Regions from separate parts of the Homo sapiens genome. Here region 1 is linked to region 2. A link is a loop called in an ENCODE intact Hi-C map of the cell type or tissue named here. Cell type or tissue: PC-3. All regions are shown on one strand. Links, peaks and the distances in the headings refer to the core of each region. The heading gives the core; the rest is flanking DNA.

Region 1 (10,271 bases), core at 1,415-9,414, 100 kb before region 2:
CCAGCATCAGAGAAAAGACCTAGAAAGAGAAAGGCATTCTCTACAGAATGTAGATTTTGCCTATAAGAGACAGTTTTGCAGGGCCATTTTTAAATATGTCAAAGGAATATATTTTGGGGCAAAATACTACAATTTCTTCCAGGGCCTGCTATCTGTCATGTGATGCTTTCTTTAGTCAGGCTGGAATTTGGTGTCTTATCGCTACAAAAAGTCGTAAGATCTCTGTTTTAATGTTAATGCTGGTCAGTTGTGCCTGAATTCCAAAGACAGAGTATAATGGGGAATGCCTGATCACCCCCTCCCCATCATGTCCTGAACTGTGGAATGCCCTTGGCTGAGACGAAGGGTTCATTCAGACAATTAAGAAGCTTAAAGTTTCATTTTTAGTTTACAATTCCATATTTCAGCTATTGTGAATAATGCTGGTATGAACATGGGTGTATAAATTGTCTCTTTAAGACCCTGTTTTCAACCATTTTGGGGATACACCCAGAAGTGGCATCACTACATCATATGGAAATTCTATTTTCAATATTTATAAGGAGCCACCATACTGCTTCCCACTGTGACTGTACCATTTTACCTTCCCACCAACAGTGCACAAGGGTTCCAATTTTTTCCACGTCCTCACCAAAACATATTATTGTTTGATGTTGATAGTAGCCATCCTAATGGGTGTAAGGTGGTATTTCATTATAGTTTTGATTTGGATTTTCCTAAATATCAGTGATGCTGAGCATCTTGTGGTGTACCAATTGCCATTTGTATATTTTCTTTGGAGAAATGTTTTTCCAAGTCACCCATTTTCAAACCAAGCTGTTTGTTTTGTTGTTGAGTTGTAGGAATTCTCCATATATGCATTATATAACCCTTTTCAGATATATAATTTGCAAATACTTTCTCCATTCTGTGGTTGTCTTTTCACCCTATTTATTGACAGTGTCTTTTGATTAACAAAGTTTAAAAATTTTCATGTAGTCCTCTATGTTGTTGTGCCTTTGATGTCATACCCAATAAATAACTGCCGAATAAATCACTGTCATAAAGTTTTTTCCTTATTTTCTTCTAAGACTTTTATAGTTTTGGGTCTTACATTTATGTCTTTGGTCCATTTTGAGTTAATTTTTGTATACTGTGTTAGTTTCGGGTTCATCTTCATTTTTTACATGTGGCTATCCCGTTTTCCCAGCAGCATTTGTTGAAAAGACTATCTTTTCTCCACTGAATAGTCCTGGTACTCTTGTTAAAAATCATTTGACTGGCTGGGCACAGTGGCTCACACCTGTAATCCCAGCACCTTGGGAGGCCGAGGCGGGCAGATCACGAGGTCAAGAGATCGAGACCATCCTGGCCAACATGGTGAAACCCCGTCTCTACTAAAAATACAAAAATTAGCCGGGCATGATGGTGGGCGCCTGTAATCCCAACTGCTGGGGAAGCTGAGGCAGGAGAATCGCTTGAACCCAGGAGGCAGAGGCTGCAGTGAGCCGAGATCATGCCACTGCACACCAGCCTGGCGACAGAGCGAGGCTCCATCTCAAAAAAAAAAAAAAAAAAAAAAAAAAAGTAAGAAAAGAAAAAAGAAAAAAATCAGTTGACCATATACATGAGGTTTTATTTCTGGGCTCTCTCTTCTGTTTCATTGGTCTATATGTCTTCCTTATGCTAGTACAACACTGTTTTGATTACTGTAGCTTTGTAGTAAGTTTTAAAATCAGAAAATGTGAGTCTTCAAGCTTTGTTCTTCTGTTTCAAGACTGTATTGTATTGACTATTTGAGGTCCCTTCAGTTTCCATATGAATTTAAGGATATGCTTTTCTATTTCTTCCAAAAAAAAAAAAAAAAGTCATTGGGATTTTGACAGGGATGCACCAAATCTGTAGATTGCTTTGGGTAGTACTGACATCATAACAATAGTAAGTCTTCTAATCCATGAACATGCAATGTGTTTCCACTTATTTATGTCTTTAATTTATTTCAATAATTAAATTTATATGGTTTATTTCAATAATTATTTTTTATGGTTTTCATTTTATAAGGCTTTCACTTCCCTGGTTAATTCCTAAGTATTTTTTTTGATGCTATTGTAAATGAAATTCCTTTTGTAAGGTCCTTTTCAGACTACTTATTATTAGTGTATGAAAATGCAATTGCTTTTTGTGTGTTGGCATTGTATTCTGCTACTTTGCTGAATTCATTCACTAGGTTTAACACATTTTGGGGGAATCTTTAGGGTTTTTTAGATGTAAGACTACATATCATCTGTGAACAGAGATAATTTTACACTTCCTTTTTAATTTGGATGGCTTTCTTTTTCTTGTCTAACTGCTATGGTTAGAACATCCATTACTATGTTGAACAGAAATAGCAAAAACTGACATCCTTCCATTGTTCCTGGTCTTAAAGAAAAAGTTTTCAGTCTTTCACCATTGAGTATGTTGTTCACTCCAAGTCTTTCACATATAGTAGTCCTCTCACATTCCAGGACCACAGTGAATGACTGAAATCATGGATAAAACCAAACCCTACACACACTATGGTTTTTCCTATATGTACACACCTATTATAAAGTTTAATTTATAAATTAGGCAAGGTCAGAGATTACGAACAAAAATTAACAATAAAATACATCAATTATGACCAAGGGTGGTAGCTCATGCCTGTAATCCCAGCACTTTGGGAGGCCAAAGTGGCCAGACTGCTTGAGCCCAGGAGTTCAAGAGAAATCTGGGCAACAAGGTGAAACCCCATCTCTATAAGAATTTTTTTTAAATTAGCCTGGCATAGTGGCACACACTTGTAGTCTCAGCTACTTGGGAAGCTCAGGCAGGGAGGATCACTTGAGCCTGGGAGGCAGAGGTTGCAGTGAGCTGAGATTGCACCACTGCACTCCAGCCTGGGCAACAGAGCAAGACTTTGTCTCAAGTAACATAAAACAAAATACAAAAATTATAAAAACATATTAGAATAAGATATGTGAATGTGGTATCTTTCTCATTCTCTCTCTCAAAAAAAATTGTTTTAATGTTTTATAGAGCCAGGGTCTGGCTATGTTGTCCAGGCTGGTCTCAAACTTGTAGCCTCAAGTGATGCTCCCACCTTGGCCCCCAAAAGCACTGGGATTAAAAGTACCACACCCAGCCAAAATATCTTATCATATATAATATTTGCATATTGCAGTTAAACAAGGGTAACTTAAATTGTAGAGAGCAAAACCACAAATGAGAAACTACAATATAAATTTTATTAGGCTGAAGTAGTTTCCATCTATTCTTAGTTTATTGAGAGTTTTTATTAAGAAATATTGTTAAATTTTGTCAAGTGCTTTTTCTGCATCTATTGAGATGATCATGTGCTTTTTTCCCTTCATTCTGTTATTGTGGTACATTACTTTTATCAATTTCCATAAGATGAATCATCCTTGCATTCCAGGAACAAATCCCACTTGGTGATGGTGTATAATCCTATTAACATACAGCTGCATTTGGTTTGTTACTATTTTGTTGAGGATTTTTATATCAAGGTTCATACACATATACATTTAGAACTTAAACTGGTATTATTAGGAACGTTTTTCTTGAACATACTTGCTCATATGTGAAATTATATATGTGTACTAGAATATTACACATAGAATTTTTTAACACAGCAAAACACTGAACCTAACCTAATTTATATCAACTGGGGACTTGTGAAATAAATTACTGTAGATATATATGGCACAGTTACTATATAGCGGAAGGGAAAGGAATGGAAGGGAGGGGAGGGGAGAGGAGAAGAAAAGAAAGAATAGAGAGAGAGAAGTACTGATACAGAAAGACTTGGCTGTATGTGCCTCTACATGCATAAAACATTTCTAGAGAGACACAACAGGGATTAATGATTTCCCATAAATTCAATGTAAACATTATAATTTGGGGTGGCGTTCCTAATCAAAGTCTTAGGATCAAGTATTATAACCAAAACAATATTAGAAAGGAAAAGGCTGAGAGTCGTGGCTCACACCTGTAATCCCAGCACCGTGGGAGGCCAAGGTGGGAGGATTGCTTGAGGTCAGGAGTTCGAAACCAGCCTGGGTAACATGGTGAGATCCTGTCTCTACAAAAATAAAAAAATAAAAATTAGCCAGGTGTGGTGGTGTGCACCTGCAGTCCCAGCTACTTGGGAGACAAAGGTGGGAGGACTGATTGAGCCCAGGAGGTTGAGGCTGCAGTGAGTCATGCTTGTGCCACTGCTTTCCAGCCTGGGTGACAAAGCAAGACCCCATCTCAAAAAACAAAACAAAACAAAACAGAAAAGAAAGAAAAAATATATAAGTCTATATTTCTATAATTATTTAAAGCAATAAAATTAGGTATTATGCCTATATTCAGTCCCGTGGTTATCAAATGTTGGTATACAACAGAATCACCTGGAGTTCTTACAATAACAGATTCCTGAAGTCTACCCTCAGAATTTCTGATTCAATAGAGCTTAAATGGGGCCTGAAAAGTTGTTTGTTTTTTTTTTCTTTTTTTTTGAGACAGAGTCTTGCTCTGTCTCCAGGCTGGAGTGCAGTGGCGCGATCTCGGCTCACTGCAACCTCCACCTCCCAGGTGCAAGCGATTCGCCTGCCTCAGCCTCCCGAGTAGCTAAGACTATAGGCACGCACCACCATGCCCAGCTAATTTTTGTATTTTTTTAGTAAAGACAGGGTTTCACCATGTTGGCCAAGATGGTCTCAATCTCTTGACCTCCTGATCCGCCTACCTCAGCCTCCCAAAGTGTTCGGATTACAGATGTGGGCCACTGCACCTGGCCCAGAAAATCTGCTTTTCTTAAAATTCCCCAGGTAATGCTGAAGTGCTGAACCGGGGGCCACACTTTGAGAACGACTGTTGTAGACAAAAGACTATCTATTCAAAATTGTACATGAAAACCCACCTATCACTGTATTACAAGTATAATTTGATTATCAATAATATTTAGATAAGAATGCATGTTTACTGAAAACTTAAGAACTCGGCCGGGCGCACTGGCTCACGCTTGTAATCCCGGCACTCTGGGAGGCCAAAGCAGGCAGATCACGAGGTCAGGGGTTTGAGACCAGCCTGACCAACATGGTGAAACCCCATCTCTACTAAATATACAAAAATTGGCTGGGTGTGGTAGCACATGCCTGTTATCCCAGCTACTCAGGAGACTGAGACAGGAGAATCTCTTGAACCCGCGAGGCGGAGGTTGCAGTGAGCCGAGATCGCGCCACTGCACTACAACCTGGGCGACAAAGTGAGACTCCGTCTGAAAAAAAAAAAAAAAAAGCACCTTAAGAACTCTGCATGTCTGCATGGTGGATGTGGAAGATAATTTAGATTATTCCAAACATGGTGAAATAAAGGAGGAGGAAAGATAAGGAATATAATATTATTTTCTTTTCAAATGTAGCCTCCTATCTCCTATTTCTACCACTAGATGGAAACCAGTACAACAAATAGCTGCCAAACTGCTAATATGTTTAGATACAGTAAACTAATCTGAGGTGAAAACTACATCACGTGGCATTAATTACAAAGGGACAAATAGCTATGGGTCCCTATACTGACATTAACTGTAGAATGAGCATATTTATTTTACAATTAATTGTATATGTCATTAGCTCTTGGCCTATAAATAACATCAACTCCAATCAGAGCTGTTATGGATCAATTTTTAAAAATAATAAATAAATAAATAAAAGCTGTGATTTTTTTTTATTTTTTAAAAAAAGCACTATTATGACACCGAAAAAATCGTACATTGAAACCCTAACCCCCAGTAACCTCAGTGTGTGACTTTATTTAGAGATAGGGCCTTTACAGCAAAAACCAAGTTAAATTGTCATTAAGGTGGAACATAATCCAATACAACTTATTCCCTTATAAAATGGGGAGATTTGGACTTGCACAGAGGGATGACCATGTGAAGACACAGGGAGAAGACTGCCACTTACAAGCCAAACAGACCTCAAAAGCAATCAACCTTTGCTGACACCTGATCTCAGACTTACAGCTTCCAAAACTGTGAGAGCATAAACTCTGTTGTTTAAGCCACTAAGTTTGTGGTACCGTGTTACGACAGTCCTAGCAAACCAATACAGAACCTTTCTTATTTACTTTTCTTTTTCCATTTCAAAGGTGGAATGATGACTATAAGCAACATACTGCATCAAGTCCTGAGACAACAAAAATGAGTAACATTTGCCTTCAAGGTACTTACAGTCCAATGACTTATTATATAAGAAAACATGAATATTCATTAGCCACTAATAAGATTTTGGTGTTTTTTTCAATGTTCATTGACACAACATTCAATGGGTCACCAACAAAAATAAGAGACACAAACACTGAATCCTACTTTATTTCTATTGCCACTATGCCAATTACATCACTCATTATTTGCTTCCTAGTCCTTAGCACAAACCTTCAAACTGGTTTCTTTCTTTCTCCAAACCATCATGCACATTGCTGACAGCACCCTTCTTGTCACCCTTCCTTTTATGTAATTTACCTGATCAAAATATTTCAATAAATACCTTAAAGGAACTAGCTTTTTCCCAACTCAAGGTATAGATGTATATAACCTCAAACAAATTACTTAAAACCACTGATGCAGTTTGTACATAGCAAACTGAAATGTCTTTAAAAAAATTAGCAATTAAATATAATAATCAACAAAAAGAGTAACAATATCATAAATTATTAAATATACATGAGCATAACCATACCCTCTTATATAATTCCTTACAAAGTCCAGCACAGAAAGAATTATCTCAAATTTTAAAGCAGTGAGGGTACAAATTGATAGTTATTCTTGATCTGTAGCTGCCTCATAAAAAACCCATAGCTATCATGGAAACACTATCATAGAAATCCTATCTAAGATTCCAAAATTATATGTAAACTACTTACAGGGTGCTTATATTGTACACAACTTAATTTTATATTGCGCACTGGACTTACAAACATGGCCTCAATTACAAATGAAAAATTTTAACTTTGAATTTCTTACCATTTTGTTATCAAGTCTCTCAATTACTGAATTAACACTGTTACATATATAGTTATCCATTTGTTTTATCTTTATAAAAAGTAATAGCAGCCAGGCACGGTGGCTCACATCTGTAATGCTAGCACTTTGGGAGGCTGAGGCGGGTGGATTGCCTGAGCTCAGGAGTTTGAAACCAACCTGGGCAACACGGTGAGACCCCGTCTCTACTAAAATACAAAAAAAAAAAATAACCGGGCATGGCGGCATGAACCTGTACTCCCAGCTACTTAGGAGACTGAGACTCCTGAGTCTCCCGAGGGGAATCTCTTGAATCTGGGAGGCAGAGGTGGCAGTGAGCCAAGATGGCGCCACTGTACTACAGCCTGGCTGACAAGAGCGAGACTCCATCTCAAAAAAAAAAAAAAAGAAAGAAAGAAAGAAAGAAATCCAACGAGTCTGCTGATATTCCTCTATTACATTCCAAGTAAATAAATTTCACATCTTCAAACATTATTAATGTGCAAAATAATATTTCTTGGCTACTTTATACATAACATTCTAGAGTCACAATTTTGGTTAGGTCCCAGAGAGAACATCTCTTATTAGTCCTACAATTAAATGATTCAGCAACCAGCCACACTACCTTTGCCTTTTAACAGTTCCAATCAGTAGCAGATCTAGGTGTAATCAACAGCAGCAGGGGGCTTTAGAAAGCAAAACAAAACAAAAACAGTAGGAATCTTTACTAGAATACAGTAATTGATACAAGGGAACATTGTAGGCTATTGTAATACAAGTTAACGTAAGATATTAGAATCTGACTTTATAATGAGAAGTGAAATATGCAGGACAACTTTTAAATATCTAAAAACAATAAATATCAAATATTTAATAAGGTTACGATGAAAAGGGACTGTTTTAAAATGAATCTTCTCAGTCTCAGAAGGGTGATTACTTCTGTCTCGGTTATTTAGCACCCATTTAGAAGACAAATTAAAGCCCTCCTTACCTCCTACTGTTACCATACCTAACCAATTTCATCATCATATACTTATAAAAATTAAAGCATCTCAGAGAATAACTAGCAATGCTTTTACTTCTCTTAAGAAACATTTAAAATTTTACCAGCAACATCAGGACAGTCTTAAAATGTAATTTAGCAGAATGTTCCCATTTCTTTCTTTTTCCTATTTTTGATTTCCTAGCCTAGAGTGTATAGATGATAGTTAAGTACTATACATGGTGCCACTTAATAGCATGCAGGTAGCACAGTGATTTATTTAGATGAAAAATCAAAAGCCAATGGTAGCATGATGTGATGACTACAGATTCTAACTACACAAAAATTCACAAATGGAAATGTTACCATAGTAACATCCTGATCACACTGCACATGAGGATAGTTGATTTCATGATATAATTCTGTTTATTGCAGTATGTGCAATGAGACATCTATGAAATCTCAATTATACTTCCTCACTCTTCTCAGAATAAGATGTAAGGAATTTGACTGACAAGTTTACAATCTTGTCTGATTTTTCTTTTACTTCTTTTAAATTTTATAAAACAATGATTAAAATGTAAGTTGGCTAAGATCTAAAACATATAGTACTCTGTATAAGCCATATTCTAATCAAAGTTGTTAAAATTTCATATAGCAGGCCAGGCATGGTGGCTCATGCCTGTAATCCCAACATTTTGGGAGGCCAAGGTGGGTGGATCACAAGGTCAGGAGATCGAGACCATCCAAGGCTAACATGGTGAAACCCCATCTCTATTAAAAACGCAAAAAATCAGCCGGGCATGGTGGCACGTGCCTGTAGTCCCAGCTACTCTGGAGGCTGAGGCAGGAGAATAGCTTGAATCCAGGAGGCGGAGGTTGCAATGAGCCAAGATCACACTACTGCACTAAGGATGGGCAACAAAGCGAGACTCGGTCTCAAAAACAAACAAACAAACAAACAAAATTCATATATCAGTAGAAAACAAGCATACCTGATGGCAATCACTTCTCTATGAAAATACTTCCAAAGTTATTCAGCAACTATCCCACAGTGTTTTTATCTCAAGAAAGTTTTGTATTATAAAAGGAAAAATACAGGGCGGGGGAAAAAAAAACCTTTGTGCATCTTCTACCCAAAAGGAACAGTAAGACAAATGTTAATAAAAATACTATCATTATCTGCCAATCAACACTTGTCTTCAAAAGATGCTTTTGTAGAGTCTTTGTAGCTACTGTTGAGGGGAGAAAATGTACTAAACATAAACATGGTAGGGAAAAGAGTAGAGAATGTTGCTATTAATTTATTCCTCCGTGTAACAAAGAGTTGCTTTATGATTAAAGCTCTAAACAAGAAAATTATTATTATAACAATAAATAATAATAAAGCCATTCATTCATCTGGGCTAACATAATAAAGAATTATATGTGTTACTTAAGCTACAAAACATACAATTAAAATACTTACTTTTTGAAGCCCATTGAAGTATAAATTATAAGGTAAGGTACCCCTAAGGAGGTAGCACTCTCCAAATACCTTTAAATTTACCTATTGAAAATTATTTTAGACAGTAATAATTTGTTAAACCTTGGTTATTAATTTTAAACTACTTCCAACAATCTTTATTAAATTATCAAGTGGTGGCCAGGCAGGGTGGCTCATGCCTGCAATCCCAGCACTTTGGGAGGCGGAGGCAGGTGGATCACCTGAGGTCAGGAGTTAGAGACCAGCCTGACCAACATGGTGAAGACCTGTCTCTACTAAATACAAAAAAATATATAGCCGAGTGTGGTGGCGCATGCCTGTAATCCCAGTTACTTGGGAGGCTGAGGCAACAGAATCACTTGAACCTGGGAGGCAGAGGTCGCAGTGAGCCAAGATTGCGCCATTGCACTGCAGCCTGGGCAAGAGAGCGACACTCCATCTCAAAAAAATAAGATAAAATAAAATAAATTATCAATTGGCAATTTCTTTTCTATATCTTATTTGTACTATGGTGCAGAGAATTGGTATTTCTTCTGTTCAGTGATGTACACTACTACTAGTCATAAAACATTTAAAAGTAAAGATATCTAAAAACGAGTCCTTGTTCATTTTAATGAGTTTTCTCTATAATAAATATATGAATAAAAATGGAGACATTAACAATTAAGAAAACAAGCCTTTAGTATGATTTTTATTAAAAGTTGCAAAAGTCATACTATAAAATTCAACAAATATGTAACAAGTTGTAACTTCAGTCACCCATTCAATATAGTTGTTTT
Region 2 (10,271 bases), core at 1,210-9,209:
CAACCTAAGAAAGTAAGATCTCTTACTCTTAGACTACATCAAATCCTAGACGTGAAGGAAAAACAGGTACAGAACTTTTGGTAATCATCCCAACCTCTCTACTCCAGGAATAGCAAATAGGTTTCACTCACACTGAAACTTCTGGCTCCCTAAAGATGGGAAAATTATGAAACTGCCCTATGGCTAAGCAAGAAAGTATGCCATGACCTGATGTCGCAACAAGCATAGGAGAGGGAATGCACATGAGATCATGTATTTGCCATCCCTGCTCTAGCCCACTCTATACTTAGCTAAGAGCACAGTTATACAAACAGCCCCCTTCACCTCTACAGAGAAAAGACAAAGGTGAGATAACCACAGAGAAATATAATACAGAGGATGCAAGGTGTGGGGGTTGAGTCCACCAGTATAACAATAAATGCCAAACTCCACATTTCCTACAAAGGTATCTCCTGACTCCCTTTAACTTTATAGAGCTAGAACATTCTTATTAAATCAGGTGCCATTTGGTGTAGCTAAAGGAGATAATCTCTTTTTATTTAAAAAAAATCAACTTAAGAGAAAATAAGCCTGAATTAGCTTATCTGAATTAAAACTAATAAACTTTATTAAACTTTATTTAACTTTATTAAAACTAAATAAACTTTATTAAAACTAATAAAAACTGTTTCAAAGATTTATTTTAATTATGATAGGGAATCTCAGATTTGGCCAAATCCTTCCACCCAAAATATCAATTTCCTCTTAAAAGAAGAATTATTTTAGAACTTGAAAGTTAGGTTTTAGGGCTAAGGACAATGTTATAAAAAAGAACATTATAAAAGAAGACAAAGAAAAAGAAAACATAATGTCTAAGAATAAACTAATTTAGTCATTATACCTTTTTAAAGATTTCTGCAGTGGAAACAAATGAACAAGTGTTAGTCATCAAAGACTACTACTCATTTGATTCTGCCACAGTCCAAGCTAGAAAAAAATGAAACAAAACATCACAAGCCTCTCTTTAAAGCAAAAATGCAATGCCCTTTTGTCAAGCAGAAAAGAAATAACTTGAAATAAAATATTTTCATAAAGAACAAACTATGGAGTTTCATTATTTCTATACCTAGAATAATACTAATTCAATCAGCTAGATATTAGGCCCTACTATGTGAGAATCTATTAAAGAAATCAAATATTCCTACTAGCCACAGGATATTCTTCCAGGAAATACAAAAATTCTAAATCAATCTCAGCCTTAAAAAAAAAAAAAGTGAAGTAATTCCACACCCACACTTTACCATTTTTCTGCTTTCCTTTCATCTACTACTTGACAGTTATTAAAAGTTAGAACAATTAAGTGAAATTATCGTACGTAATATACTTTATGCAGATATGGAAAATTTTTAAAACAATCCATCTAGGAAGACAGTTAATGTGCTTACTGCTGAGGTATTCTTGAGTGGGTTTTGATTTATTAGGACACCAGGGGTCCTATGAATTAGTCCATTGCTTACTTAAATCATGCCCTTGATCCAGGAAAATCCCATGGTACCATTAACAAAATTATTCACACACAAAAAATACACAAACTACATTCTGTACATCAATAGATGGTGGCTATTGGTTTCATGGAGGGAGTGTGCATAGTGGTTACCAGCATGAGTTCTAGAGCCAAACATCCTGCCTTTGAATCTTGGCTGCAAGATTTTGGGAAAAAAAATTACTTAACCTCTCTGAGCCTCAGCTATGTCATATATAAAGTGGGGACCTAACTCATAAGGTATTGGGAGGATTAAATAATATGATTAATATGATTTGCATAAAGTGCTTAGAAAAGTAACTAACACTTAGAGCTTATTCACTATCATTTGCTACGCACCTTCCTCCTCCTATTCCTCCTCCTACTACTACTGCTACTAATCTTCTACATTCTTTTCTTTCCAATGTAATAAGGCCACCTATGTAACATTTCTCGGCATTTGCTTCCCAGAGCATTTTTTTTCTTACACAGTTTGCTGGAATATTTTATTTGTGGCTGGTTCTAACTTTATGTTAATTGTGCTTTTTGTTTCCTGCAAAAATGCAGTGCCTTACTATTGCTGTATTTAGAATTGTAAATTTCAAATTCTATAAATAAAAAGTTAAATAATTTTACAGGAAGCTAGTCCTGATTATAAATGCAGACTAATGACTTTTTTCCCCTACACAAAAAAGAATAAAATGCAATGTTTTAAAATAGCCCCCAATCTGTTGCTTACAAACAGTATTAGATAGTATTGCTCTTTTATTGATTCAAAAACAGGTACTATTAATTATTGAGTAAGACCTAAATTGGTTAGTTTGTATAGGTTTTGGGTTTATGCTATGAAAATCCTATAAAACTACATCAATTTGGTTAATAATCTTATAACATTTAAAATTTTTTATACTTTTATTTTTCTAGTATTTCAACTCACAACATCCTTCCAAAGGTATTTTCTCATTTAATCAGAGTCAATTAACTGAGGGTGACCATTGTGTTCTGGGCACAGTACTTGGCACACCTCCAGGAGGCACCATTCACAGTGGACTGAAGTGGAAGCAATCTGCAGTTAGGCAACGTGCTCTCTATATATAACCATATATATTATCATGTTTAGTTGATGTGATCTTTACAAACCATATAAGGTAGAGTTATTCCTATCATCGATATTTTATAGATGAAAAAGGAGATTGAGAAAGACAAATTGATTTGCTCAAGATCCCAGAGTCAGTATCCGTCAGAACTAGAATCCAAATACCCCCGATACCTACTATTCACTCACTTTTGATTTGAAGGTCATCTACCATATTTCTAATCTTCAAATTCTTCCACATACTCGTCAACTAACTACAGTGGAGGCCAATTAACATCTCTTTAGAAATTACACAACTCAGGTATCTCTACAATTGTTATCAAAGGATGATTAGGAGAAATGAGACAACAAATTGTGGTCAGCAACAAGTGCTGAGTCTATCCTGGAACTCTGCCCAAGATAAAACCCAAGACATTTCATTACTAAAACTAAGACATTTCATTATAATAGAAGAGCACTTTCACAGTCTCACAGGGTAAGTAAGAACGTACTACATCAAATTTCCAAAAGGGACTTTTTAACTTTTTATTTTGAAATAATTTTATACTTATAGAAAGGTTGCCCAAATAGCACCGAATTCCCACATAACCTTCAATTAGGTTTTTCTAATGAAAACACCATACATAGCTATATTACAGTTATTAAAATCATAAAATTAACATTGGTTCAAACTATTAACTAAACTGTGGGTCTTACTCAAATTTCGTCAGTTACGCCACTAATGACTTTTTTTGATTCCAGAATCCTATCCAGGATTCCACATTACCTTTAGTTGTCATGTGTCCTTAGCCTCCCCCAATCTGTGGGAATTCCTTCTCTTTCATGACTGTAATATTTTTTAAGAGTGCTAGTCCGTTATTTTGTAGAATGTGTCTCAATTTTGAGTTTGTCTAACGTCTTCTCATGATGAAACTGAGCTTATATATTTTTGGCAAGAATATCATATAAGTGATGTGCCCTCTTTGGTGTATCGTATTATATCAGATGTTAATATATCTTATTACTGTTGATGCTAACCTTCATCACTTAGTGTCTATCAGCTGTCTCCTCCATAAAGTTACTATTTTTCTCTTTGTAATTATTAAACATCTCATGAATATACTTTTTAGACCTATACAAATATTCTATTTCTCCTTAAATGTTCACCCTTACTTTTGCTATCCATTAATGAGTCTTGCCTGCAACAATTATTACGGTGGTGTTTGCCTCATGGTGATTTTCTATTTTCCTCATTCTTTATACATTTATTAATTGTAATTTAAAAGAATGGTTTTTAAACTGTATCAAATGTCAAGGTCTCCAAAAAATTATCAAAAAGTTAAATGCAAAAAGCCAACAATAAATGTAGTGGACAACAGTATTTCATATTCAGTCATAATGACCTTAACTCCCTGAATCCGATGTCTAGCAGTTCCTTTTGGAAGGATCTGTGTTTGAGTAAGTCGCTAATGACATCTGTCAGCAGCTGTACTGTTTTGTTTTATATAATTGTAGCCTCATTTTTTATTGCAAGTAATGCATCACGATGCATATTTAAGGTTTTCCAAATAAAGAGTCTTGAGCAATCTATTTTAAAGTAGCTAATACCACAGCACATTTGAGGCTAAGGGGTAAGCATTCCTCAGGAACCAAAACAACGAGGATAGCAAATATTCTGCCCCTGCAAATCTGATCTCATTCCTCAACCTGAAACCTTGCCACATAAGCATAAAATTATACCAGTAAGGAGATATCTCTCAGAATGGTGAATTCCAGAGCTCCAATTTTCAAGACTATTATTCCTATGACAGGATGAGGACCTGCAAACATGAATTATAAGCTTAAATTATTCACTTACTCTTTCACAAAAGGAAAGCCCATCAATCTAATGCCAAAAGACTTCAAGTTTATTTCTAAAGGTTTAAAGAAAGTGGTTTATTTATCAAAACTTTATCCTCTGTGTTTGTTGATTAAATACTTCAGTCTTACACTGAGGTCAAAGAATGTCAACCAATTACTATGTAAGAGAAGTCCTACTTCATAGCACTTAACGTCACCCAGAATACACGGAATTATTTTAATAGGCAATCTTGATACACTATTTATTCCCAAGTATATTTCAACTATTATAAGTAAAACCTACTTAATCTAATATCATTCTTCAAACTAAAATCACAGTAAACTAGCAACTAGCACAGTGCCTGGCACATAACAAATATTAATGAGTAAGTACTGACAACAATCCATAATTTCTTCTAGACTACTTCCACTGCAGGCTACAAAAGTTGAAGTTTCCTTCTGCACATTCAAAAAACTACACATTTTAATTACTTCTTAAGAAAGATATTAAAATGACTCAGAATCTAATCTAAGTGATGTGGAAATATATTCCTAAACTTTATCATCCGAAAACTACAATATTTTTGTAAAGGACATCAAGTCATTTTTAAAAGTGATTTATTTTCATAATGGATATTTGGGAGACAAAAATACACGAGAAAACAGGAAATCCCACTCATAATTCTGATCTTACAAATTACTGTCATGATTAGTCCTGGAAACTAGTGCAAGATTATGGTTGCAGGATTTATGATGACTTCATTTTTGGGTGAAAATTTTAATTTATTCAAAACAAAACAAAACAAAACAAAACACTCTTGGTCTAAAGCATGGCCATGAGCAAGATTTTATTTAAGAGTCTTAACTATTAAACGGGGTCACTGGGGAAGTTGTGGTAGTCATTTTCTGACAGTTGCTTAGAAAGCTTACAAGGTACCTAATTTGTATCTGCATATTCTCTGAAGATAAATATAAATATAATATAGAATACTGCTAGCCTATGCTTTAAAACATTGCTTATTACTGAAATGTCTATTGGAGTAGAGTGAGAAGAAAGAAATTGGTTATGCAATGCTTAGGAAAAACAGCTTCCTATTTTCTCAGATCCCAAATGACCAGAGGAAAAGTCTAACCAGCAGGGGGAGATACAGAGGAGAGTAGTAAGACAAAGAACAGGCTATAGGCAAGAAAAGCAGTTATAATTATAGCTGGGAACACGGAATTTGTTAAAGGAAGTCTACTGTATAATTATACTTGAAAATTTAGCAAGATGCCCAGAGGCTGACTCGCAGCTGTCAGGAACTGGTAACTCTACTTCTGTTCATGCAGCGACCACTTCGGCAACTAAATCCACTATCCAGACATTACTAGAATTGACATTTAGAGTAAAGGAATAGATGGGTGCATGAAACTGTTTTTCTACAATGGATGAAAGCATCCATTTCAACAAAGTAACACTCTCTCTTTAGTTTCCTTTCTAGGCTTAGGTTTCCTCTTTGTATCCTCTCCCTCACAGAACCTAAACATTCTCATAAAAGCTATAATCTAGGTACAAATCTCTTTCTTGAATTCTGACTAGACCATGAACCAATTCTACTACCAACTACAACTCCAAATTCAGCATGCTTACAATGAAACTTATTTCCCACCACCCTCACCTTGTCACAAAGCTCTTTCCCCTTCCCCCCTACTTTTCTATTTCTCTAGTAGCACCAGCATTCTCTCAGGAAAACATGACAACTCATGTCTCTCTTTCCCCTTCCCGATCTCCTACTCTATACTGATTCAAAGCATCAAATCCTATTCGTTTCTCCTTAAAATTCTGTCATCTATCAATGAAAGATGTATCAATGTTCTAATCCCTAGTGTCACACAGAGAATGGGACCTTATTCAGAAATAGGGTCTTTACAGAGGTAATCAAATTAAACTGAAGTGATGAGGATGGGCCCAAACCCAATATGACTGATGTCTTTATAAGAAGGGTAAATTTGGATGCAGACAGACACTCAGAGGGAAGATTAGGTGGAGACACACAGAAAGAAGATGGCCATGTGACTGAAGTAATATAATACATCCACAAGCCAAGGACTGCCAGCAAACAACAGTAGCTGGAAAAATCAGAAAGGATTCTCCCCTAGAACCTTTAGCCTACACTTTGATTTCTGGACTTCTAGTCTCTAGAACTGAAACAATAAATTTCTTTTGTTTTTAGCCACTCAGTTTTTGGTTCTTTGTTATGGCATCCCTAAAAAACTAAACAGCACCATAAACTGAATTTGGACTCAATTTTCTACCATCATCAAGCCCGCTACTTATCTCTGAATAGCATCCCATCCACCGATTTTGTCATGGCAGATTCCTATGCATCATTCTTGCTCCTCTTTCAATTACTGAGGCCTGCTCCCTAAATACTATATATCTCTTTAATCTGTCGATCTTTCCATTTTTACATCAATAATCTGGTTCAGGCAATCACCATCATGCCCCTGGACTAATGTTCACGAAATAATCCCCATGTCCTTGCTTCTCTCTTGTTCATTCACCCTTAGCAAGCGGACTGTTTCTAAAATGCTAATCTGACCACACTTTCAGTGGATTACAGTTGGTAGTATCCATGGTCTCTCAGGATAAAGTCTGATTTTTTTTTAAATTTTAGATTCATGGGTAAATGTGCAGGTTTGGGCTTCTAGTGCACCCATCACCCAAATAGTGAACACTGTATCCAACAGGTAATTTCTCAACCCTCCCCTGTTCCAACCCCTCCCACTTTTTGAGTCCCCAGTGTCCCTTATTTCCATCTTTATGTCCATGCATACATACCCACTGCTTAGCTCCCAATTTTAAGTAGAACATGCAGTATTTTGTCCAAATTGTTTATAATGGGTGAAAAAACTTTACATGTTCTGGACTCCAAAACTAAAGAGAAAAAAAGAGACCATCACTCACTGCTCCCACGTCAAATAAACAGGCAAATATTTTCAGGTTCTGAAACACACCAATGCTTTTCACATCTGCTTGTAACTCTCTTCCCCTTATTTAATCATTCATTCATTTAACACATAAACACAGTGAGTATCCATCATGTGCCAAGTATAGTTCCAGAAGCTAGATAAACCACAGAAAACAAAGCAAAGTTCCTACCCTCATGAAGCTTACAAGCTTACATTCTAAAGACAGTGGTTAAACAGCTGATAAACAAACAAAAATAAATATACACAAACTCAGAAATTATTAAGTGCTTCAGAGAAAAGTAAAGCAAGCTACAGGGAATAAGGGAAGTTGGCGTAGGGAAAGGAGCAAGGTTATGATTTTATATAAGGTGCTCAGAGAACACCTCCCTGACAAGGTGACACTTAAGAAAAGACTTAAAGATAGTGGGGGAAAAATTTCTGTGGATAACTGAGGGAAGGGTTTTCCAGACAAAGGGAAGAGCAAGTGCAAAGACCCTGATGTGGAGCAGACTTGCAGTACTGAAAGACTGTCACTGAGCCACTGTGACTGCAGTAGGGGGAAGGAGCAGAATTAGTGCAGATGAGGTTTTAGGGGAGTCGAATGATATACTGTCTTAAGCCCATCGTAAACTTTTAAAAAATAATGAGCAAAATAAGGACAACAGTTGAACTTCTTAGTAGCCTGATCTGATAATCATTACAAAAGAATGACTTTGATCCTAGGTAAAGAACAAATCTGTGGAGTAAGGAAGCTAGTCCAAAGGGAGATAGCTAAGAGGATTCTGCAAAGTCCAGGTGACAATGGTGTCTTGAAATGGAGTAGAATATACAGATTCAATGCTATTTCTATCACACTACCAACAACATTCTTCACAGAAATAGAAGAAAATATTTTAAAATTCGTATGAAACTAAAAAAGACACCGAATAGCCAAGGCAATCCTAGGCAAAAAGAACAATGCTGGAAGCATCTCATTACCCAACATCAAACTATACAAGGCAACAGTAACCAAAACAGCATGGTACGGGTACAAAAACAGGCACGCAGACCAATGGAACAGAATAGAGAGCCAAGAAATAGGGCCGCACATCTATGACCATCTGATCTTCAAAACAGCAGATAAAAACAAGCAATGGGTAAAAGACTCTCTATTCAATAAATGGTGCTGGGATGACTAGCCATATATAGATGATTGAAACTGGACCCCTTCCTTACTCCATACACAAAAATCAACTCAAGGTGGATTAAAGACTTAAAATGTAAAACCCCAAACTATAAAAATCTTAAAAGACAACCTAGGCAGTACCATTCAGGACATAGGCACAGGCAAAGATTTCATGACAAAGACACCAAAAGCAACTGTAACAAAAGCAAAAATTGACAAGTGGGATCTTATTAAACTTAAAAGCTTCTGCACAGCAAAAGAAACTATTAACAGAGTAAATAGACAACGTACAGAATGGAAGAAAATTTTTGCAAACTATGCATCTGACAAAGGTCTACCATCCAGCATCTATAAGGAACTTAAACAAATTTACAAGAGAGAAACAAACAACACCACTGAAAAGTCGCCAAAAAACACAAACAGACACTTCTCAAAAGAAGACATACATGCGGCCAACAAGCGTATGAAAAAAGCTCAGTATCACTGATCATTAGAGAAATGCAGATCAAAACCACAATGAGACACCACCTCACACCAGTCAAATGGCTAGTATTAGAAAGTCGAAACATAACAAATGCTGGCAAGTTTCCAGAGAAAATGGAACACTTATACACTGTTGGTGGGAATGTACATTAGTTCAACCATCATGGAAAGCAATATCGTGATTCCTCACAGAGGCAAAAGCAGAACTACCATTCAATCCAGCAATCCCATTACTGGGTATATACCCAGAGGAATATAAATCATTCTACCACAAAGACACAGACACATGAATGTTCACTGCAGCACTATTCACAATAGGAAACACATGGAATCAACCTAAATGCCCATCAGTGACAGATTGGATAAAGAAAATATGGTACATATACACAATGGAATACTATGCAGCCATAAAAAAAGAATGAGATCATGTCTTTTGTGGGAACATGGATGGAGGTGGAGGCTATTATCCTTAGCAAATTAACGCACAACAGAAAACCAAATACCCCATGTTCTTATAAGTGGGGCTAAATGATAACTTATGAACACAAAGAAGGAAATAACACACACTGGCGTCTACTTGAGGGTGGAGGCTGAGATGAGGGAGACGAGCAGAAAAGGTAATTATTGGGTACTGGGCTTAATACCTGGGTGATGAAAAAATATGTACAACAAACAACTGTGACACATGTTTACCTATGTAACAAATCTGCATGTACCTCCAAACCTAAAATAAAAGTTAAAAAATAAAAATAATGCACTCAAAATTAGAAGATATTTATGCGGCGAACAAACATATGAAAAAGTGCTCATTATCACTGGTCATTAGAGAAATGCAAATCAAAACCACAATGAGATACCATCTCATGCCAGTTAGAATGGTGATCATTAAAAAGTCAGGAAACAACAGATGCTGGAGAGGATGTGGAGAAATAGGAACGCTTTTACACTGTTGGTGGGAGTGTAAATTAGTTCAACCATTGTGGAAGACAGTGTGGCGATCCCTCAAGAATCTACAATTAGAAGTACCATTTGACCCAGCAATCCCATTACTGGATATATACCCAAAGGATTATAAATCATTCTACTATAAAGACACATGCACACGTATGTTTACTGCGGCACTATTCACAATAGCAAAGACTTGGAACCAACCCAAATGTCCATCAATGATAGACTGAATAAAGAAAATGTGGCCCATATACACCATGGAATACTATGCAGCCATAAAAAAGGATGAGTTCATGTCCTTTGCAGGG

What was found. A loop is a pair of places that touch in the nucleus more often than their neighbours do. Peaks named below come from ENCODE experiments on the same cell type or tissue, not always from the same donor. Only the 100,000 strongest peaks of a DNase experiment are listed, where the experiment ranks them.
Region 1: a loop joins it to region 2, with 2.0 times the contacts of the local background. A loop is called at or near these places in 4 of 110 quality-filtered maps.

What each region holds. Positions count from the first base shown.
Region 1 is chr3:17,539,367-17,549,637 of GRCh38, forward strand. All of the region lies in intron 2 of TBC1D5 (TBC1 domain family member 5), which reads right to left. Among named protein-coding and RNA genes, the nearest start is that of TBC1D5, 200 kb to the right of the region's middle. RefSeq lists an enhancer at 7,399-8,262. In PC-3, for the core only: a CTCF peak has its summit at 5,453 (motif pointing right); no DNase peak of the experiment used is centred there.
Region 2 is chr3:17,639,725-17,649,995 of GRCh38, forward strand. All of the region lies in intron 1 of TBC1D5 (TBC1 domain family member 5), which reads right to left. Among named protein-coding and RNA genes, the nearest start is that of TBC1D5, 98 kb to the right of the region's middle. In PC-3, for the core only: CTCF peaks have their summits at 5,547 (motif pointing right) and 5,751; a DNase peak (open chromatin) is centred at 5,547.